Regions from separate parts of the Homo sapiens genome. Here regions 1 and 3 are each linked to region 2. The links are chromatin loops, found by intact Hi-C in ENCODE. Cell type or tissue: PC-9. All regions are shown on one strand. Links, peaks and the distances in the headings refer to the core of each region. The heading gives the core; the rest is flanking DNA. Region 1 overlaps LOC105373069 (a long non-coding RNA gene). Region 2 overlaps ATXN10 (ataxin 10). Region 3 overlaps ATXN10 (ataxin 10).

Region 1 (7,571 bases), core at 1,573-6,572, 98 kb after region 2:
ACCCATTTCGTCCCTAGATGACTGACCCCACAAATACCCCTACAACCTCTCTACCTCTAGGCCTCAGTCCCCTGAGCTCATCATCTATACCAAGGCTACTTGCCCACAATGAAGCTGAGATGCTTTGCTAATGCTGGCATCCCGAGCACAGATGAGTGGGCAGCCCTTGAACAGGTGGAGGTGGATAGCAAGGGACAGGTGGCTAGCGAGAGAGGACGTGACTCTCCTGCTGGGGTCTCCGCTGACCTCCCACCTAAGCCAGAGTGCTCTGCGTTCTGGGTCATTGAACTCTGTGTCTCCCTTTGCTGACACCTACACAGTCTGTAATTATTCAGTGGAGTCACTTATTTCCTTGTTTGTTGCCTGTCTGTCCTAAAACATATGCTTCATGAGGGTACGAACGTTGTCTGTCCAGCTTGTGGTTCTATTCTTGGCACCAAGCCTGGTACCTGGCTGTGTGGACTCAGGGCACACATGTGAAACCCCTCGTTTTCCTACCTGCTGGCTGTGGAACATCAGGCAGGTCAAAGTCACTCCATCTCACTGAGCCCCAAGTTCCTCACCTGCAAAATGAGAATAAAGGGGTGTTGGCACAAGGATGAATGAGATAACACAGCCACAAAGCACTTGGCACAGTGGTCACACATAGAAAATGCATTTCCAGGCCGAGTGTGGTGGCTCACACCTGTAATTCCAGCACTTTGGGAGGCTGAGGCAGGCGGATCACAAGGCCAGGAGTTCAAGACCAGCCTGGCCAACATGGTGAAACCCTGTCTCTACTAAAAACACAAAAATTAGCCAGGCCTGGTAGCACGTGCCTGTAGTCCCAGCTACTCAGGAGGCTGAGGCAGGAGAATCGCTTGAACCTGGGAAGCAGAGGTTGCAGTGAGCCAAGATTGTGGCACTGCACCCCAGCCTGAGCAACAGAGCTCAAAAAAAAAGAAGAAAGAAGGAAGGAAGGAAAGAAGGAAGAAAGAAAGAAAGAAAGAGAGAGAGAAAGAAAGAAAAAGAAAGAAAGAGAAAGAAAGAAAGAAAGAAAGAAAGAAAGAAAGAAAGAAAGAAAGAAAGAAAGAAAGAAAGAAAAGAAAGAAAGAAAGAAAAGAAAAGAAAGAAAATGCATTTCTAGGTAGGGGAGCACAGCGCTCTGGGCGTCCATGCCTGCGCCCTGCCCTGTTCCTTTGTGAACTACAAGGCAGAGCCATCTGCCAGAAAAGATGTCACCCATTTGGAATACATGCTGGGAAGAGGAGGAGGCTGAGAGCATGGGGTGAGCAGCTGCCTCTGAGTACCATGGCTTTGCAGGCACCAAACATCCTTGGTGTGGGCTCTCTCCCACCAGAGTGTGGAGGCTAGCATGGGATGGCGGAGACAGGTGCTGTGTAAATCCCTGGCTTGAGTGCTGCGGATGAGCAGGGCGGAAGGACAAAAGGGCCAGGCATGTGAGGGCGCTGGCAAGAGTGTGGCTGGGATGATGTCCCCTGTGGTCCGGAGGCCCAGAGATGGGGACCCGGGGTGGCTGGTGTCCACAGGAAAGTGCAGGGAGCTGAGATCAGGACGAGGTCAGGGGGTGTGGTGGGACGGAGGCGTGAGAGGCCTGGCGGCGTCGGAAGTGGTCAGGGAGCGGGATCTCGGAGTGCAGTTGGAACCTTCAAGTGATGACAGGGCCCAGGGCGTGGGTGGCCACAGTGAGCGGAGGTGAAGGTCACTGCCCAGCAGGTGTGGGAAGGGCAGCCCAGCACTGGCAGCCCCCCGAGGCTTTGCGTGCATGGTTCCTGGGTTCCATGCGTCCCCCGATGACTCACAGGTGTGCTTCTGTGGCCCTTAGTTCTCACCCTCACTTCCTGCTTCTGTCTACCCTGTGAGCAGCGTCTCACCACCACCAAACATTGCTGAACAGGACTTATTTTCTTTATACCAAATCCTTCCCTTTTTTAACCACCCTATCATTGTCTTCCCAAGCCCCCAATTTTTATGTCACTCATTTCCTCCTCTTCTTCGCTGGTTTGGCTCCTCCCCACCCCCAGTCTATTACAAATCCTCATGAATTATTTTGTCCATAACATTTCTAAGCTAAGTGTCCTTCTTTCCAATTTCAGAGCTAAAACCATGCCCAGGAACTGGCGTCCCAAATCTAAACAGTGAGGCTTGAGAAGCGGGCTGGATTCCACGGTGCGCAAGTGTGCAGAGGACATAAGCCGAGAAGAGGCCCTTGGAGAGGACAGAAATAACAACATCGTAGGCAGACAGTTGTGGGTTCTGCCAGTCACGCTTTCGCACAAGTCACAGCACTCAGCCTCAGTAAGCAGAGGAAAATAACAGAAAACAAAGTTGGAAAGCATGGCTGAGGAGAGGGAGATAAACCGAGATAAATCGTGAAGAGTGGTTGAAATAAGCTACCGACAGGCTTGACCCGCAGCAGGTGCCTGATTCTGCTGGTTCCCAGTCCAGCCCCAGCTCAGGTGCACAAGGCGTCCGGGGGACTGCCAGCACTGCACAGCCCTTTCCATACCTCCTGGATGGTGACCTTTACCTCCGTTCCACCGTGGCCACCCATACCCTGGGCCTTTGTCATCTCTCGAAGGTTCCAACTGCACTCTGAAATCCCACTCCCTGACTGCAGCTTCCAAAGCTGCCAGGAAACTGCCAGCTTCCAGGCCAGCCACTCAACAGCCTCCAAGACTCACTTTCCTCATCTATAAAATGGGGTTTCTAATATCTGCTTTGCCCAGCACACAGAGCTGCTGGGAGAATCAAATATGATTATGTATATGAAGATACTTCACGAATGATGACATTCTAGTAAGCTAGCAAATAGTTGTCCCAGCCATACCCACTGCCAAATGGGCCACTCAGGAGATCCAAGGAGATCACTCTGCCGCGAATGCTATTTTATTCATATCATTCAGGACCTTCATGGTGGAGGCTTGTTGACATTGGCTTGTGGTTGAGAGGAGCTCCGGAGTCAAGCCGTCTGTGTCCAGATCCCTGCCTCAAGTGCTACCAGCCATGTGAGCTGAGTGCATTATATAACTTCAGCATGACTCAGCGTCCACTTCTGAAAGATGGGATGGACGATGGTGACAGGGTCATCCCATTGGGTCATTGTGAGCATTCAACGAGAGGGCATAGGACAGTGGCTGGTAAGTGCTCATAAACCGTTAGCCGGCCGGGCACGGTGGCTCACGCCTGTAATCCCAGCACTTTGGGAGGCCAAGGCGGGTGGATCACCTGAGGTCAGGAGTTCGAGACCAGCCTGGCCAACATGGTGAAACCTCGTCTCTACTAAAAATACAAAAATTAGCCAGGTGTGGTGGTGGGCACCTGTAATCCCAGCTACTTGGGAGGCTGAGGCAGGAGAATCCCTTGAACCCAGGAGGCGGAGGTTGCAGTCAGCCAATATCACACCATTGCACTCCAGCCTGGGTTACAGAGTGAGACGCCATCTCAAAAAAAAGAATAAAAAAACCTGTTAGCCATTATTATGATCACACTGTTCACAAGTTCACCCCACTACCAAAAAATGGCCACATTCCACCCACTCCCCACCAACCAAAGGCACAAGCACCTCTGTCATCTGCTCTCTCAGGATGGTCACACATCTCGATGGCCTGGACCATGAGCCAAGGGTGGACGTTCATCCAGAATGGCCCTCGCTTTCCAACTTTGTTTTGTTATTTTTGTGCTGTATAAAAACCCCACTGCTGCAGACACTACTGCCCAAACAAACTGTTGAGTAATTAATGGTTTGACCATTTTTCAACCTCGGCTTCTAGGAGAGGAGACATTTGTACACGACCTGGGATGTCAGGAAACAAGACCAAGGGCTTGAAGAGGGTTGGGGCAGGTCTCCCGGCTGCCCCTCTGCAGCCAAAAGCCTCTCATTGCTCCCCAGATGTCTGTTTCTGCCCCCAAGCATAGCCCATGCCTTGCCCCGCACCTGGGAGGCTCTCTAGCCTCTCCCCGTGGGCCCTGCCAAGGCCTCCCTCCAATGCAATGCGAGTTGCCACTGCCCTCAGGCCCTCTCCAAGTTAGAACCCCACACCCAGCCCACATTTACCCTGTGCGTGGACACACACCTCCTTGCTTTCTTTACCTTTATGATGAGCGCAGTGATTGGTTTTGAACACGTTTCCTCGTCAGGGTTGTGTATGTTGTAAAGCTGTCTTGTGGCCGGGCGCGGTGTGGTGTAGGGTGTTAAAGTGGGGAGATACTCGCTCACAACCTGGAGCGTGAGAGGGCGACAGGCAGGGGACCGCAGAAGGGAAGGGGGGCGCATTGCGGAGGCGGGGGCGGGGCGGAAAGAGGCCAGGGGCCGTTCAGCAGGTTAGCATGGAGCAGGGTGAGACAGTGCTGGAGGAGGAAACGCGCCCGGCGAGGAGCCGCCGCGTCCCGGCCCTGCCAGCCGCCATTCGAGGCCGCGCACCGCCACCTGCTGGGCGCCCGGGGAGGTGCCGCCTAGCCGCACGTGGGTCCCAGGGCAGGCGCCACGCAGCAGCGGAGTCCACCTGGGCAGGTGCGGATCCCCGGGCTCGCCTCCCCACCTCGGAGGGAAGAGCCTGACTGAGGACTCTGGGTCCCAGTCCCAGCTCAGACACCGGCTGAGAGGCTTCCGTGACGGTCAGGTCGGGAGAGGGCTCTCCTGCCTGCCGCACGTCCTGTGAGTCCGTTTGTTCCTCTGCCGGCCCCAGCCCCACCGCAAGCCCCCTGCCTCCGCTGCTCTGCCCACCCTCCCTGGGCACTGGAGTGGGCCCTGAGGAACGGCAGAGGCCCATCTGCAAAGCTCTGAATACCTCTCCCAACCGCAGATTAAATGGCACCCACGGAGGCCAAGCTCTCAGCAAGCACCGCGCTTGACTGCTCCTCTGGGTGCCCAGAAGACCATCGGTCGGTCTGTTCTTCCGAGGAAAGAGGCCCGGACCTTGATTCAGGATCCTCGCCCGGTCTAAACATACACACTTTGGGGACTGGGAGCTGAGCGGTTCTTCTAGAAAGGTCTCCTTGTTCCTTAGTCAAAATACAGGTTTGCCCCGTTTGTTCTTGCTCAGCCTTCTGAAACAATCAGAATAACTTTTTTCGTACGATGCCTACAAACAGCTTTAATGTTCCCTGTAAATATTCATTCCGAGCTAAGTGTGCCCAACTTCCTGCATTCTTTAGAGCAGTGGACAATTTCAACCGAGGACGATTTTGCCCTGCAGGGGACATTTGGCAATGTCTGGAGAACTTTTGGTGATCTACCCGGAGGAGGGAGACCACTCCTGGCGTCTGGTGGGGAGAGGCCCCCGTGCTGCTAAGCATCCTAAGGTACATGGCGTAGCACCTCCATCCCGCCACACGCACAACAAAGAATTGTCCCACCCAAAAGTCAACAGTGCTGAGGTTGAGAAGTCCTGCTTGAGAGTTCTGAGGTTTTTTTGGTTTTTTTGTTTGTTTTTGAGACGGAATCTCGCTCTATCACCCAGGCCGGAGTGCAGTGGTGCAATCTCAGCTCACTGCAACCTGTGCCTCCCAGGTTCAGGCAATTCTCCTGTCTCGGCCTCCCGAGCAGCTGGGATTACGGGCATGCGCCACCACCCCCGGCTAATTTTTGTATTTTTAGTAGAGTGGGGGTTTCACCATGTTGGCCAGGCTGGTCTCGAACTCCTGGGCTCAAGTGATCTGCCCACCTCGGCCTCCCAAAGCGCTGGGATTACAGGCTTGAGCCATCGCAACCGGCCTCTGCTTGAGAGTTCTGAGTCTTCTCAAGGTTCTGGTCCCTTCTGTAGATACTCTTCATGCATTCATGTTTCTATCGCCACGGGGTACCAACTCCAGGCCAGCTCCCACCAGCCTGGACATCGTAAGTTCTAGACACCAGGCGTCTCTCAGTGGAGCCTAACAATTACATCAGCCTTCTTAGCAATGCTTTGCTCATATGATCAGTATATCTTTTTTTTTTTTTTCCGAGATGGAGTCTCACTCTGTCACCCAGGCTAGAGTGCAGTGGCGGGATCTCAGCTCACTGCAACCTTTGCTTCCCAGGTTCAAGTGATTCTCCTGCCTCAGCCTCCCGAGTAGCTAGGATTACAGGCGCATCCCTCCATGCCTGGCTAATTTTTTGTATTTTTAGTAGAGACAAGGTTTCACCATGCTGGCCAGGCTGGTCTCAAACTCCTGACCTCGTGATCTGCCCCCTCCTCGGCCTCCCAAAGTGCTGGGATTACAGGCGTGAGCCACCGCGCCCGGCCGATCTGTATGTCTTTAATCAGTGTTACGGGCCAGGTGCGGTGGCTCATGCCTGGAATCCTAACATTTTAGGAGGCCAAGGTGGGCAGATTGCTTGAGCCCAGGAGTTCAAGAGCAGCTTGCACAACATGGTGAAACCCCATCTCTATGAAAAATTAGCTGGGCATGGTGATGTACACCTGTAGTCCCAGCTACTTGGGCGGCTAAGGTGGGAGGATCGCTTGAGCCTGGGAGGTCAAGGTCGCAGTGAGTCATGATAGCGCCACTGCACTCCAGCCTGGGCGACAGAGCGAGACCTGTCTCAAAAAAAAAAAAAAAAAAAAAAAAAAAAATCAGTGTTTTGAACAGAGAACTTAGAGGCTTAAATATGCATGTGATTAAATAAAAGACATATATTACCTAGAAAAAACAGGTATTATTCTCACACAGAAAAACGTTGGGTAAAATAAACATTCCTATTGGATGGATTCAATTTTAAATGATTCCTCTTATACAAATTTTGTTTCAACCATTCCTCTTAACAAAGAAATGGCGAAGCCCTCCTAAAGCCCTCCAGAACAGACTGAACAAAGGAAAAAAGATGCTTGTCAACTCAAATATGAAAGGCCTGCTCCAAGCTCCCCTAATTATATCTTGGAAGGGAAGCTTTGTCCTATTGACATTCGGGATCATTTTTCACAAGCTCAGGTTACTCCCTTGAAGATTTTTAGGAAGTTTCATGATATGGAGACATTGTTGAAAAATTGGCTGCTTGACTTCTGCCAGCAATCAGATACAGAGATCAAATCTGTTTCTGCCCACTTAGCTTAGAGCATTTCTGGTTATCTTGGGCAAAATGAGTTTGCAACTTTTAACTCAGACTTCTAAGAAGTCAGACGGTTTCACCCACTTTTTGTGTGTGTGGTTTTTTTTTTTACAAAGGATCTCTGAGGAAACTTGGCTGAAGGTGTGGGTTGATCTCTAATATCTGACATATTCTGCATTTGTAAATACCAGAGTACTTAAGAAGCAACAAAAATGGTTTTTATTTTATAAAGTGGAAGAAAAGATCCGAGGAAATACAACTCCTTTCATCAGACCCTTAGATCTTTCCTTTAAAACATAAAATTCTAAAGTAAATTGTGGGTTACTCTTGCCCTGTCCTGAATTCTAAGAGTTTGGCTGCTTAAAATATCATTAAAACATAATGAAATAAAGCTGACGTGGCCATGCTGCAGATTGATTGATGCATATCTGTTTATATGCTAATGAAAACTTTTGAGGAGCATATTTTTATATGGGGTCAAGATACTGAGCAGACCTCCTGTTTCTGGGCTGGGTCTTCATTCCTGGGAAAAGGAGTGTCT
Region 2 (7,571 bases), core at 1,062-6,061:
TCCAATGTTACAAGCCAAGCAATGACAGAAAAGTCAGTGACAGGAGAACCCACTGCTCAGACATTTTCTGTTTCTTTTTTTTTAAACAGGGTCTCACACCCTCACCGAGGCTAGAACACAGTGGCACAATCACGGTGCACTGCAGCCTCGACCTCCTGGGCTCAAGCAATCCTCCTACCTTAGTCTCCCAAACAGCTGGGACTACAAACATGCATCAACATACTCAGCTAATTTTTAAATATTTTGTAGGGATGGAGTCTTATTATGTTGTCTGGCTGGTCTCCAACTTCTGAGCTCAAACAATCTCCCGCCTCAGCCTTCCAATGTGCTTGCTGGGTTTACAAGCTTGAGCCACTGCACCCGGCCCCCCAGACATTTTCAATACCCTGCCTGGAATTCCCCAATTAGACAGGCAGAGTTAGGTTCCTATAAAGAAGGAAAAACATGTATCTGGGAAAGAGAGTGAATTAAGCCATTATCATCCAGAAAGACCTTGGGAGATGGGTTTCATGAAAGACAAAACATCAAGGGAGGAGCAAGGACAAAAGTGGTGGTAACGGTGGTATAACTAAGAAGGGATGGAGGCTGCTACAGTAAAATTGAGTGATACCCAAATAAAGTGTTTCATATGTCACAGTTCTGCTGGTGATCAGTTTACGTATGTGTATCACACTAAACACTTATTAAGTAAAACCAAAAACAACAGCACACGTATACTGAAATATGCATCAGAATCAACAACCCATAACCTATTTACCCACAGAAACTGATTATAGGTAGAGTGTAAGTCAGGGGGTGAGCAGAGGGCAGAAGAGTATAGTGAGGAGCGTAGAAGAGAAAGTGTTTCTGCACAGGTCAACAGGGTACCTGTGACCTTGAGTTCTGAAGGCCAAGTTAAGGTCACTCAGGGAAAGTATGAAGGTTGGGAAGTCCACACAGTGCTAGTATAGGCTGAGAATATAGAAGCTGGCCCTGCCTGAGCACCAAGGGCCATGCCACCCCGGCCTATTTTACAGTTGCAAAAAGAAAAACACTAACACATATTAGTTAAGCATTTATTTATTTCTCTGCAGAGCAATCACTCGATCAATTATCCGAGTAACTGACAAGTCAGCCAGTACTGATGTACAAAACAGGTACTAATCCTCATTAAGAGCAACAACCTAAATAAAATCATTAGGAAATAGCCATAGACTTTTTTTTTCAGTTTTTCATGATTTAACAGACAAATACGCTGCTTGAAAACATTTCAGACAGGAGGAAATAATAAAGGAGTTAATAATTTGCCTGTTCTTGGCTCCTTGCAACTAGATACAAAAAGGGTGGAAAATAGTACACCCCACCAAAAAACCCACTAAAAATTGATCATGTTATGAATGTTTAACAACTGTAAATTCAGTCTTAAATTTTATTTAAGATTAATGAAAAAACCGCATTCAGATCTACGAAGCCTAAACCTAGGATTTAAAAAATATTTTTTAATTACTTGCAAATATTATACAATACAGATGTTCTTATAATCTAAAATATATATGATTTGGATCAAATAAAACGATGGCAAATTACAGTAAATTAGAATATATTCAAACATAAAAAAAGACTTTCAAAAATACAGAACTCAGAATTTAAAGGAACATTAATTTTCATTTGAAAAGTTATCTATTTTTACTAGTCTTTGTAAATTTAGTCAGAAAATTGTATAGTAATATTTACACTCCTTGAAAAGAACTGTCTTACTTGCTGTGTATCTTCAGAACCTAAAAGTGCACTTGATATGTAGTAAACATTCAACATTCAATTTATTTTACAAATAAATTGTCATTCAAGAAAAATTAGAAAAATTTACTGAATGCCTACTATGTGCCAGGTACAATTTAGATGCTGGGAGTAACATGATGAGCAACACAAAGTTAACGAAAAATGTATTACAAAGATTATTTTATGTATATAAATGAACCTGCCTTCAAAATTGAGAACTGAAGGGGCCAAATAAAGTTTGTCTTTACATGTTGAACTTTTTCATACAGTACAGACTTACTTTAAAATTAAGGTATGCTTATAGTAAAAGATTTATAGGCACATATATTTGACATGGGATCATCAAGTATGTGACTGCTGGGAATATTTTAAATCAGGGAGGAGGAAGGAGGAGGAGAAGAAACTGAATAGCAGTTCCATAACCTTTAGCAGAACGGATATATGGCCCATCCTAGTCAATACAATTTCCTTGGCGGGCGGAAGGTAGATAAACTAGATCATCTGTCTGTCCGATTTGAAAAATGCACTTAGCTTTATGAAATAAACGTTTGGTTTTTCTTCTAATAAAGATTCACTTAAAGAGGTTATGACAATAGTGAAAAGAAGAAGAATAGGGAAGAAAAAGGTAAACCATACATTCCTTATTCTAACAAAGAAGAAGCTGAAGAATGCTTTCTTCATGTTTATAGCATTAGTATCTTTGTGCTTCTTACAATAGAAACCAAAACAGAATCTCCATTTAGGTCCACAAAAGTTTAGAAGTAAACTAATCACTACAGTTGTAGCAAGGAAATACTACACAAGTCGAGAACAAAAAAACAAGGTAAGAATAGAAGTCAGTAAGGATTTGACACCTCCCTACCATGACGAGGTAAAGGGAAGTCTAGCAATTCCTTTACAATTCAGGAAACACTACATCTATCACGTGTACAGACTTAAGCATTAAAGACTCATGAGAATTTGGGATAAAATACATTTCTGTGCAGATTTTCAATCTGAGGCAACGTACCTTGATTCTCTTAAATCTTGCCCAAAGACAAGTATCTCAAAGAAAGATGACCATCCTTCCAGTTGATACCATGCTCCTGGCAGTCCAGTGCCTGTCCTTAGAGAGAAATGCTCCTGGCACAGCCAGCCCAGAGGACACATCACCCCCCTGTTCCTTTCTGACAGGCCTCACCACACGGACTTTTGCTACAGCTCCTAGTGGACATGTGTCATTCCACCACTAAAGCGACTGTCTTCTCCAGAGCATGCAGCACACGGCAATTCTCACTCAGCAAGTGCTAGCTGAGTTAAATCACACTTGGTCTCGGGGCCTTGGTTTCTTCATTTAGAAAATGATGGTGGAAATATCTTTTCAGCCCTTTCCACAGAGGTATCATAAGGCTCCAACAAACTAAAGCAGATGAAAAGAGCTCTGGAAAATGGAAAGTGCCACACAAGTGTAAGAGGGCCATCCAGCAGGTGGGCACCATACTCACTGCAATGGATGAAGTTACACAGACAACACAGACACAGTTGGGCTTGAAAGAGTCTTGCTCAAAATTCAGAGGAATCAGGCAGTACACAAAGATTTTAGGAAAATCTGTGTCATGAGTAGTTTTGAGATTCTGATTCAAAGAGGCAAGCATGGTCCCCAGATGATGCCAGAATGGAAGCTCCACAGAAGATATTAATACCTTGCCTGAATTACCCGTCAAAGGATCCCCAAGCCAGCAAACATTCGTATTTGATGAATGGGTGAATCAGAAACAAGGATAAGAGGACCCCCAAGAGCTCCCAACTTCAACCAGGAGGGAGTCTAAGGGGCCTGGCTGGCCTAGGAGACGCAGACTGACCAGCCTCCAGCCTGAAGTCCTGCAGGAAGTCTATTTTAAACCCTTTTCTCCAACCTTTTGGCAAGTTCTCACCATGGGGCAGGAAGTGAGCACAGGCCTGGGAACTCAATAGGCAAACAAATCCAAATTCTACCCTGGGCTCTGCACCTAACTGGATGGCCTCTCCTTAAAATGTGGTTACCAGAACCTGCTTTGCAAGGCTGATGCAAAGATTAAAGTTGATAATATATGTAATTCACTAAGCACAATGCAAGGACATAGTAAACACTAAACAATAAATCATCAGTCCCTTTTGTCTTCTGGGCAAAGGAGGAACCCAAATTAGGCTAGATGATACGAAATCCCTCCCAACTCAGATCTTTAGTCTTGGAGCAGAGACAGAGCCAAATTTCCCTTAAAGCCCTAGCTGGGTTAGAAGTGAGACAATCCATCAAGACAAAACACTGAGAATTACTGGTCCCGTGATAAAGACCTGCTACATAACCATCCATTCCATTTTCCCAAAACTATAACCAAAGTCATCTGAGTGCGAGTGAATTCCATCCCTTGAGGCAACAATGAGCAAGGCAAATATCTGTAACACCCAGCTGGAACAAGGATTTGGCTACAAGAATAAAGAACACTCTAGCACATCCAGAACAAGATTTCGGCGTTGTGTCGGTCTTTGGAAGGAGGAAAAAAATCCCAGAGGTAATGCTTTCAGGTTCAGGCCTTTTGTTGACACACGTAAGAAACTGAGAGAAACAGAGGGCATTTGAGTTGATACTCAAAGAATGAACTCCTTCATACCCTCTAAACTGTTTGCTGAGAAATCAGCAGTGCTATTAGCAACTGCACAAGTGACAGGACACACCATCGACTTCCTGTGCGCCCCAGTGACCTCTGCACAGCAGCACTTGGGCACACTCCATATTTACTTATGGTGCAATCTGATCCTGACTTCAGTGAGTTATTTCGCAAGCCTTTTAAGGGTTACTGCATTTTGTTCCTATAAGAGGCCAGTCCAAATTAGCAACAAAAGAATAGTTAAACACAAGAAAAACCACCTCTTTTGTGCTCAAGAAAGGCAGTCCTGGTCATTAAAAAGGTAAAGTGCTTTATTCGCTATCAACTTTCTTTTGCAAAAATCAGTCCAGTAATTTCCCAAGGGGGGAATCAGTAGTCTCACTCTCCTGAAGATGAGGATTGCCAAAATGGTGCGCCCATATACTAAAAGTGCAAGTTGTCTAGCGTTTGGTTCTGCGCCATGTCTCACAGGAATTATTCCAGCTATCAACGGCTACATAACAAATTACCCTAACATTTAGCATCCTAAAGCGGCCGTTTTATTTTCAATCTTTCTCCCCGCTTTTGTTTTTCAGACTAGATGATTTCTACTGATGTATCTTAAAGTGTACTGGCTCTTTCCTCTGTGATCTTTCTTGAGGTTAAGCACATTCGGTATTTTTTTTTTTTTATTTTAGATACTGTATTTTTCAGTTCTAGGATTTCCATTTGGTTCTTTTTTATAGTTTCTATTTCTCTGCTGAGATATCCCACCTTTTCACTCTTATGAAGCGTATCTCCTTTACATCCTTGAGCACGGTTACATTTGGTACTTTAAAATCCTTGTCTGCTAAGCCCAGTATCTGTGTCCTCTCACAGTCAGTCTCCGCTGATCATCTTTTCAATTGAGAACAGGTCACATTTTCCTGAACGTCAAGCAATTGTAAACTGTATCCTGGACATTACAGGATACATTATGCTGTGGCAATTCTGGATTATATTATATTCCTCTAAAGAGTGTTGATTTTTTTTTTTAGAGGGCAATTATTAATTATCTACAGTGTAAGTTGGACTTAATACTATAAACTCTAGGGTGGGAGCTCAAATCTCAATACAATGACTTCATCCTTAGCTTAGCTGCCTGGAGCCTGCCCCACACGTGTGATTCAGCCATTAGCAGAGATTTAGGTAGCTGACACCCAGAGTTTGGGGTCTGTTTTCTACTTTCCACAATTCCCCCCTCACTTTCCAATGCCATGGTTGCCCTCAAACTGTTCTTTGATTCTTCAAGCTAGAAAGACGGAAGATTTTGTAACTGACTTTTCACTGCCCTGCATGCCACACACTGTGTCATTCCCTTCTTCCAAGCATCAATTTCACTCCAGAATCTGCCCGTTTGTGTCAAATTCGAGTGTCTTCACATGGCTATTTTTTGTCCAAAGTTTATAATTGCTATTTGAAGAAGGATCAGTCCAACAGTAACTGACTGGGCTACTAACTGAAGCAGGACCTATATCCCTTATTTTTTTTTTCTATTTTTTACTTTTTCTCATAATACTATGGGTCATAAATTCAGGAAGGACTATGCCCAGTAGGGGGGCCCTGATCTATGTGGCATCAGCTGGGCAAGTAAGAAACTGAGGATGGATCTACTCCCAAGATGGTTTCTCGCACACATCTCATGCCTTGATGTTCCTTCACCAGACCTTTCCTCTCTCCTCATTGTATCTTATCTTCCAGGGCTTTTCCATGTGTATTCAGCAACTCGCAGCAAGGTGATCTCTGGGAATCTATACTTCTTACATAGTGACGGGCTTCTAAGAAGCCAGAAATAGAATCAGCTAGACCAGTTAAGGGCTATGCTACAAATGGTATAGGATCACATATTTGATTGCTCACAGCAGCCACAGGGCCTGCCCAGATTCAAGTGGATGGAGAAATAGATGCCAACCCTCGACAGGGGAGTGGCAAAGTCATACTGCAGACACACATGTACAATGCAAGACATTCTGCCACCATCTTAGAAAAATATAATCTGGCAGAAATTTAATTAATATTTAACTAAGCAAATCAAATGCCACCCGAAGTAAAACTCCAGAAAAATACAGAAAGGCGAGATCAATCTGAAGCATGTGGTCCAACTGCCCTGAGATCTTTCTTACCATTCTCTCACATTCTCAATATAACTACCTTTAAGCTCTTCTGCACATAAGAGGTTTCTAAAAGCAGCCTACTAGGTCCTCAAAGACTTCATACTTAAATATTATATTCCTTTTATATCCATTTTAAAACATCTAGAAGAAAAGGCTTATGATGCTATCGTCCATAAACATAGGATATAGATCTAAGCTTTGTTTTTTAAGATAATAGGCAATAATAACTAGTGTTTATTAAATATCTACTGTGTGTTAGAAATTTGTCTAGGCTCCAAAGAGCCTATATATTAACATATACATATATATATATACACACACACACACACGTGTGTGTGTGTATATATATGTGTGTGTGTGTGTGTGTGTGTGTGTGTGTGTGTGTGTGTATTCATATAAAATATATATCTCTCTATCCAAGCTACTTTCTAAGCACCTCAAGCTTTCACTCCAAAAGAGTGAATGTCTTCCAAGGACTATATTCTAAATGAAGCCATACATGTATAATACATACTAAGAAATCCTCTTACCTTGTCTTGGTTATCTTTATTCTTGTAACACAGATTTCCAATCAGACGAATGAGATGAGACTTAAACCCATTGGCCACATTGGAGATGTCACCTTCTGCTCTCACGCAACCACAATTACTGAAGATGTTTGTGGTTTCTTTTCCAGCTACATGAATCACCCGCAAAAGATCTATAACCAAAAGAGTAAACTTCATTTTCCACAGAAAAGTAACTTTTAGTATGTTGTACTAATAGTTTTCCATAGACAAATCTAATTTATTGTAATAGGCTAAAGGTAGAGCACAGAAAGCTTTATTTAAATAATGATTACAAGGCTCTTCTGCCTTTGCTTCAAAAAATGATTAGAAGGCTCTTCTGCCTTTGCTTTAAATTTTTTGACTCTAGTTTTGGGGAGATAAGCCATAATGACTACCCCAACTCAGAGTTTCTATTTATCTACAAAAAAAGTTAGCTAAAAGTTTGCTAGCATCCTTCTTACAAAAAGGTTTCCAATCTCAACTTCTTTATGAAAGAACTTTTCTAA
Region 3 (7,571 bases), core at 1,552-6,551, 61 kb before region 2:
AAAATCTGGTTCTGACCTCTGGGCAAGCTAGAGACTCAGTTTTATTTCATCATCTACAACATACGGATGATAATCATAGTATCTGCTTCATGGTGTTGTCAGGGTTCAATAAGGCAATGGGTGTAAACACACAAGAGGGACTGAATGAATGTTTCCTGAAGGAAGAACTGAATGAACGGATGGCCATCTGGCAAGGAGGACACCAAGGTGGAAGGTGCTGCGAGCATCTGTAGGCCTACAATGTGCTCGTGTACAACAGTCTTTTTATTTTCTGGTCTTTGCTAAAAGCCAAAGACGCAATGAACACCCTGCTTCACTGGAAGGTCAATTCAGGGAATGTAAAAGTAAACTGTGAGTGAATTTCTTTTTTCATAATAAATCATCGTTTTCATTGGGAAATGCAACATCTGCAATTGTACCTGAACATTCTCGTACTGCTTTCCCATGACTAGAAGCTTTCTTCTTTTTTCTTTCCTTTTTGGGGGGCTAAAAAAATGTCAACACTCTTTAATGAGCACAGCCTTCAGGGACTCATGATAATGCCACGCACTAAACCAAATTTGCTTTACCCTGCAGAGGAGTCTTCTGAGGCTGTGTATTTGTCTTTTCCTGACTGAACTTACAAGCTACTGTGCTCTTTAAAATAAGATTGTTTTCTATTGCTAATCAGACAAATGACAGTATCTTCAGCACAAATAATAAGCATCGCTCAGTCTACTTACTTTGAAACACATGATTTTCATCAGCTGCTTTTCTCTTCTTGGCAGAAGCCATAGTTTTATTTTTAAAATGCCCCCCTCCTCAGTCTCCTCAATGCTAGGCTAGGCTCCTCACTGCCTCCCGCAGGCTACGCTCCCAGTCCTTGCAGTAGCCTTATTCACCCCTGCCCCACCACCAGCCAAGCAGTGACCAGGACAAGGGACACAGCTAAGTTTGGCTTTCACCAGGGAAGTTCGTGAAATTAAACAGTAGGTTTTATCTCAAATCTAAACAAGCTGTATCCGGTCCCTGGTTAGTCACCACTGTACAGTTTTGTATAGTACAACTAGTTGAACTGGTAGGAAAAAAGCAGGGTCCCTGCAGAACACCCTCCAGCAAGGGTGGCCAACCCAAGCCAGGGCAAGAGCCAGTGCTCTCAGCTTCTGCCGCAGAGGGCTGCAGGACAAACCCTCCGAAGATGAGAATTCAGCACCACTGAGATGCTCCTTCCTCTTGCTAGGGAGCCAGAGTGCTCCTCATGTTTCTACGTTGCCAAACCCTTGTTAAAACAGTACTTCCAAAAGACTGGGTACTCAGAATCTCTATAGCAAAACAATATGCCATAGTTCGTGTCTACTCTAGAGACCACACACACACTGGAAAGGTGACACCGGTGATGCGCAGCACAGTGCCTTGCATGGGCTGCCTGTGCCCCAGGTTTTAAAGTGCTTTTTGGCCACATGCTCATTTGGAATGTCTTATTCACCATGAAAAAACTAGCTTACCATACTACAAAGGTTACAGAAATGATATTCTAGCACCATAACTCTGAGAAAATGATTTGGTTCTCAGGAACAAGTAAACAAGCAAGCAAGGCAGCCAGCTACATACTGAATGAACATGAGGCAAGGGACTTGTTTTGCTAAGGGCCCCGGCTGTAAACTTGTGCATGGTAATTCACATGCAAGGATACAGGGGTTACTGTCACTGATGTTGCAGTTGTCCAGGATCAACGGGATACCATCCAGCTCATTTACCTAGAGAGAAAGAAGATAAGTTTATACACTGAAAACAGCATGGCTATAGTCAGAGATTACAGATGACTTGTTCCTTTTGTGTTTTCTTACTCAATGTTATAATATTGTTTGCACTATTATCTGAAATATCTATATCAACCCAGAACTACATAAAACAGACATGTAAACAAAAAGTGATATTTTATTTTATTTTCACTGGACTTCAAAAAAAAATATTGGGGCAAGTAGGTAGCCATATAAAAAAGAATCTAAGTAGATCACTTCCTAACATTGTTCACCAGGATAAACTCCAGATAGATATGAGATCTAAACTTAAATAATAAAGAAAATCAGTACTAGAAAAAAACATGGGTGAATTCCTCTTCTAAGCTGGGAATAGGAAAAGCTTTCCTAACTATGATTCAATCCGGAAGCAACAGGGGAAAGGTTTTAAAATTTGACTATTTGTTTTTCAAGGCAAATGAGAACTGGGAAAATTATTTGTAAGGTATCACGGATTTGGAAGATATTTGCAAAGGATTAATATTTTAATATATAAAGAACTTGTAAAAATTTAAACACCACCAACAATACAATAGAAAAACAGGTGAGATACATGAAACATACATGGCACCGAAAATACAAATAAACTAAAAAGACATCAGAATATGTTCAAACGTGCTCATAAGAGGGAAGCAAATTATAATTATACACATTTCTTACCTGCCAGACTAACAAATAACCAAGTCTGACAACAAATGCTATTGGTAAGGCCACAAGGAAACAGACACTCTCATACACTGCTGGAGGGAAAATGGTACAACTCCCATGAAAGGGAACTGGGTGTAAGCAGCAAAATGACACATAACCCAGTAACCCCATTTCTAAAATTACAGATCAAAAGCACACTACCCCATGAAATAATGTGTGACACAAGGTTATTCACTACAGCATAGTTTATTTTGTTATTTTATTTTTTTGTAAAGATGAGGTCTCACTATGTTGCCCAGGCTGGTCTCAAACTCCCAGCCTCAAGTGATCCTCCTGCCTTGGTCTCCCAAAGCACTGGGATTATCGGCATGAGTGACTGTGCCTGGCCCAGTTCATTTTTTGCTGAGACATCATCACAAACTATAAAATTCACACTTTTAAAGTGTGCAATTTGGTGGTTTTCAGTATATTCACAGAGTTATATAACCATTAGCATGATCCAATTTTCCAACATTTTCCTCACCCCTAAAAGAAACTCCACACCCACTGGCAGTCACTCCTTATTCTTCCCTCCCCCCAGTCCTTGGCAACTATCCTTCTACTTCCTGTCTCTCTGGATTTGCCTATTCTGGACATTTCCTATAACGGAGTCAGAAAATCTGAACGACATGTAGCCTTTTGAACCTGGCTTCTTTCACTCAAGGTTCACCCATGTTGTGGCATGTCAGCGCTTCATTTCTTTTCACGGCTGAGTAACGTGAACAGTGCATTGTACGGATATGCCACATTGCATTTTTCCATTCACCCACTAATGGACATTTGTGTTATTTCCACCTCTAGGTTATCATGATAATGCTGCTCTGAATGTGCATGTACATGTTTTTGAGTGGATATAAGTATTCATTGTTCTTGGGTATATACCTAGGAGTCAAACTGCTAGATCATATGAGTTATAAACATTTGAGGAACAGCCAGACTGTTTTCACAGTGTTTACAGTATTTTACATTTTCACCCAGCAATTTATGAGGGTTCCAGCATCTCCACAATCTCATAAACACTTGCTATTGTCTGTCTTTTGTAGTAGGCATTCTAGTGTAAGTGAAGTGGTATGCCATTGTGGTTTTGATGCGCATTTCTGATGACTAATGATACTGGGTGCAGCACAACTTATTATGAAACAACTCAAGTCTCCACGAATGGGGGTTGCTTACATAAACTACGGTACAAACACAGTAGACTGCTATATGGCTGTGAATGTGAGTGGAGAAGATTGCTGATGGACTGCTGCGGGAGGATCGCCAGGAGATGTAGCCAGATTACAACATGTTAATAGCCTTATATGAGAATCTTGTGTGTGATAAAGGAGTATTTTTAAATACTCTGAACAAGAAACAATGGAAGGTTAAACCAAAAACAAATAATGGTTATCCACAGGGTAAAGAAGAGAATGGGGTGGAGGAAACAGGAATGGAGACTCTGTGAATGTGCCTTGTATAATTTTGACTTTGGAATCCTCTGTGTTTTATCTACTTTTAAAAAATTAAATTTAAAGTTATAAAAATTGAAAACATACAAATTAATCTAATGAAATATAAAATAAAGTTCTTTTCAGAATTAAACAGTATTTTGACTTTACATCCCTAGTGAGATATACATAACCTAAGATGATACAGAACCGCATAGAAGTGTTTAAACTGCATTCAGTCATCTGAACATGAACTATTCCAAACGCCATGTCCCGCTGAAAGAAACCAGATCTCCAGCTGATTCTAACACACAGGCTTGCTAGGAATCTATTAACGATCCTTATTTTACAAAGGCCAGGAAGAAGAGAAAAAATTAGTTGGTAACCATCTAATTTCTGTAATTTTTTCCAGGCACTGAAGGTGTGATGGGAAATGAACTACTATTTAGTAGACACCTGGCATATACTAGGCAATCAGATGCTTTAATGACTTCGTTTAATTCTGAAATGCTAGAGTAAGTATTATTGGTTCCCTTTTACAGATAAAAAAGTGAGGCTCAGAAGTCCCCTTCCTGTGGTCACTGACCTAATAAGTGCTATTCAAGGTGAGGTCTGGAGACCACTGTCAGTTTGTAGGAACAGACACTGAAGGGAGGGAGCTGAGAAACTGCCGACAATATGACAGCCATGCGGTGTCTGCTGAATCTTACGATGAAATTTGGGCTTGAATTCTTATGCCTTTTTTTAGATTTATTTTTCTAGTCATTCATTTTATACTATATCCTATCCAAATGTAGGTCCAGGATGGTTTGAGGGAAAGATAAGTGGCTCTTCACCACAGCTAGTTTAGGAAGCACTGGCATGGAGGGTTCGACCACTATAGAGAGTGGGTCTTGGAGGGGGGATCATGTGTTTGAGAAGCACAGAGAGAGTTTTATGGCCAAGTTGGTAATGACCCCACCTGAGACTGTATCCAAAGCTTCCCAAGGATGCCCTCACACCCCCACTTCTCCTCTGATAACCTGCCCCACGTCTACCAGCAGGATGGGGTACGTACGCATCCTGTACGTAAAGTAAAGTACGTACAGTAAAGTCTGCAAATGGGAAAGAAGAGATGCCAAATGCCTTTGCCTTGTGCTGACCGATATTGGGATGAAGATAAGGAGAAATCCAGAAAAGAAGCAAGGGCCCTATAAGTGTCACTGAGAGGAAAGAATCCAGCTCGTCCTCACCAGCTCTCCATAAATGTGTGATCCAAACCCTTCTGGAACATAGGTGCATCTCCACGCCAGATTGAGGTTGGTTTTCACGCTCATAGTTTGTTTGGCTAGAAGAACATATAGCATGGGGCTCACAAGAGAAGGCCTCCCTAAAGAAGTGGCATTTAGCTTAAGATGAGAAGAATGAACAGGAATTAAATAAGGCAAAGGGGACTGTGGGAGTGTTTTGGGCAGGGGGAAGAGTATGTGCAAAAGCTGGAAGATAAGATGAAACATGAAGCTCATGGAACTGGGAGGCAGTGCGGCATAGGGATTAAGAGTGGCCACTGTGGAGCCAGGCTGCTGGGGTCAAAGCCTGGCTATGAGATCTGTTGGCCTTGGGCAAGTCAAGAAACCCCTAAGACTTGGTTTCCTCCTCTGTAAAATGGGGATGATAGTGCCTTCTTCAAAGAGTAACTGTGAGTGTGTTTAGCACACAGTAAATACTCAATAAAGAGCACTGGGAGTGATAGCAGTAGTTGGTGACATTCACACTGTTAAATGCAATTAGTTCATTTAGGAACAAGGGGTTGGGCAGTAGCTCCTAAATGCATGACGAAACTGAATAATTACTTCAACAGGGCTGAATTTACACTTCTTCTCTGCATTAGGCAAAGTTTCAAATTTATTTTCAAAAACCAGGTTTTTTTTGATTAGTGAGAAATAAAAGTATTCGGGATTTATTATTCAATGCATGGAAAACACCTCACTTTCTACAAAAAAAAAGTAGAACTCTTGAGATATGCTAAATGGGTAAGATGTTCTTTGAAGGAAATGAAATCACACATTAAAAACTGAAATTTAAGCAGGCAATAAAGGTGAACTAAAGAGTTCTTAAAAATCATGGTTCCACTGGAGTTGTGTGTCAACTGAGGGTATGCGTTCCTGGATAAATATTTCTTATTCATACAGCTGCATTAGGAAAGGATACAAGGGAACCATTTATAGAAGTTCATTAAACGTTTACAACATAAATGACCTATTCTGGACAAGGATGACAGCGGCATTATGACAAATACACAATTACATACTTAAGAATGAACACAGGTTAAGGTCACTGGGAAAAGCAGACACCAATACAGCACCTTCAGGAAGGGTGACTGACGATACAATTTTGTTTTTACAAAGTCCAAGTTTACTGCTATAACTACAAGTGTCAAGCTAATGTTGGGGCAGGAGAGAAACAATTAAGTTTTCTTCTGTCAGCACTTCATTAAACAAGAAAGTTGTTTGTTTCTTTACTAACATGTTGGGAGTTGATTGTAGGCCCGTAATTAATGAGTCACAAGTTACAGTTCACACTGAGGAGCCAAGCTCAGTCAACACTTTCCCGTGGTAGTGCATCTCCAGGAGACAATAAGCCTGGCTTAAACAAATTAACATTTAGCCTCTGGAAATGAAGTGTAAACAGAGGACAACAAATAGATTTGGGAACTGTTCTTTCCCACATTAGCCAATAATGCCAGAGTAGGCACTCCGCTAAGGGTACAGGCCCAACTCTAATAACCAAGCTCCTTTGGGAAAACCTACTAGGTTGACAGAAAACAGAGCCTGTTAGCTGTGTGACCTTGGGGAGGTTTCTGAACTTCATTAAGTCTAAATTTTCTTACATGAAACAAGAGGGCCATACCCACCTCCCAGGTGTACAGTGAGGACTGTATGGGAAAGCATCCAGCATGGTGCCCAGCACATCATGAGACCACAGGAAATGGCAATGATTTGTAATATTATTTTCATTTGGCTCTGAGATTCTAAAGGTTTCCTTTACCATCCACATTTGAAAAGAGCTGGATATGGTAATCCTTCACCAACCACTAGCTGTCCTTCAGCAAAGTTTGAATATGGAAAGATCTACTTCTACAATCATAAGAAATTTGGTAGATATGGGGTTATTCTAAGTTAGTGTAATGTTGTTCTTGACTGTCTCATTAACTGGGTGTATGTCTGGATTTGTAATTTCCATCCATACTCTTTTGCTGGCTTTAGCCTTACACAGCAATTCTAAGTCTCACAAAAATATAGTACCATTGATCTTTGTGTTGCATTTGTTTCCATGGTGTTTTGTGCCACTTAGCAGTGGGCATTTCAGGCCTGAGCTGCTGCTTTTGTCCACAATGCCTGGGCAGCAACATATGGTGTGACTCAAGCAGAAGTAAAAAAGAAGTGGCTTGGGCATTGCAGACACTCTCTAGAGAGAAAACTCAGAGCCAAAGTCTGGCCAGTGCTCCTCAGCCTAGGCTACAACTTAGAATCACTTGGGGGAGGTTTTAAAAAGTGCCAGTGCTGTGGTCCCAACCCCAGAACAAATGAATCTGCATTTCTGCGCATCAGTGTTTTAGACAAACTCTCCAGGTGACTCTAACATACAGCCAAGGTGAAAACGCCTGATCTCCCCAAAGCCAAACAGCACCCACCAAGCC

The links. Peaks named below come from ENCODE experiments on the same cell type or tissue, not always from the same donor. Only the 100,000 strongest peaks of a DNase experiment are listed, where the experiment ranks them.
Region 1: it touches region 2 in a loop (7-fold over the local background); 4 of 110 quality-filtered maps call a loop at or near these places.
Region 3: a loop joins it to region 2, with 7 times the contacts of the local background. A loop is called at or near these places in 3 of 110 quality-filtered maps.

The regions. Positions count from the first base shown.
Region 1 is chr22:45,642,631-45,650,201 of GRCh38, reverse strand. It overlaps LOC105373069 (a long non-coding RNA gene), which reads right to left. Exons shown (of 3, transcript XR_001755590.2): 2 at 499-563. It overlaps LOC105373068 (a long non-coding RNA gene), which reads left to right. Exons shown (of 3, transcript XR_938309.4): 3 at 2,097-2,648. Among named protein-coding and RNA genes, the nearest start is that of ATXN10, 25 kb to the left of the region's middle. RefSeq lists an enhancer at 1,015-1,515 and silencers at 4,165-4,234, 4,245-4,534. In PC-9, for the core only: CTCF peaks have their summits at 4,254 and 4,454 (motif pointing left); no DNase peak of the experiment used is centred there.
Region 2 is chr22:45,740,015-45,747,585 of GRCh38, reverse strand. ATXN10 (ataxin 10) reads right to left here. Exons shown (of 12, transcript NM_013236.4): 9 at 7,048-7,217. Among named protein-coding and RNA genes, the nearest start is that of MIR4762, 17 kb to the left of the region's middle. In PC-9, for the core only: no CTCF peak of the experiment used is centred there; DNase peaks (open chromatin) are centred at 3,755 and 4,505; H3K4me3 peaks cover 3,451 bases; H3K27ac peaks cover 4,574 bases.
Region 3 is chr22:45,801,124-45,808,694 of GRCh38, reverse strand. It overlaps ATXN10 (ataxin 10), which reads right to left. Exons shown (of 12, transcript NM_013236.4): 10 at 1,673-1,736. Among named protein-coding and RNA genes, the nearest start is that of MIR4762, 44 kb to the right of the region's middle. In PC-9, for the core only: no CTCF peak of the experiment used is centred there; a DNase peak (open chromatin) is centred at 3,574; H3K27ac peaks cover 1,645 bases.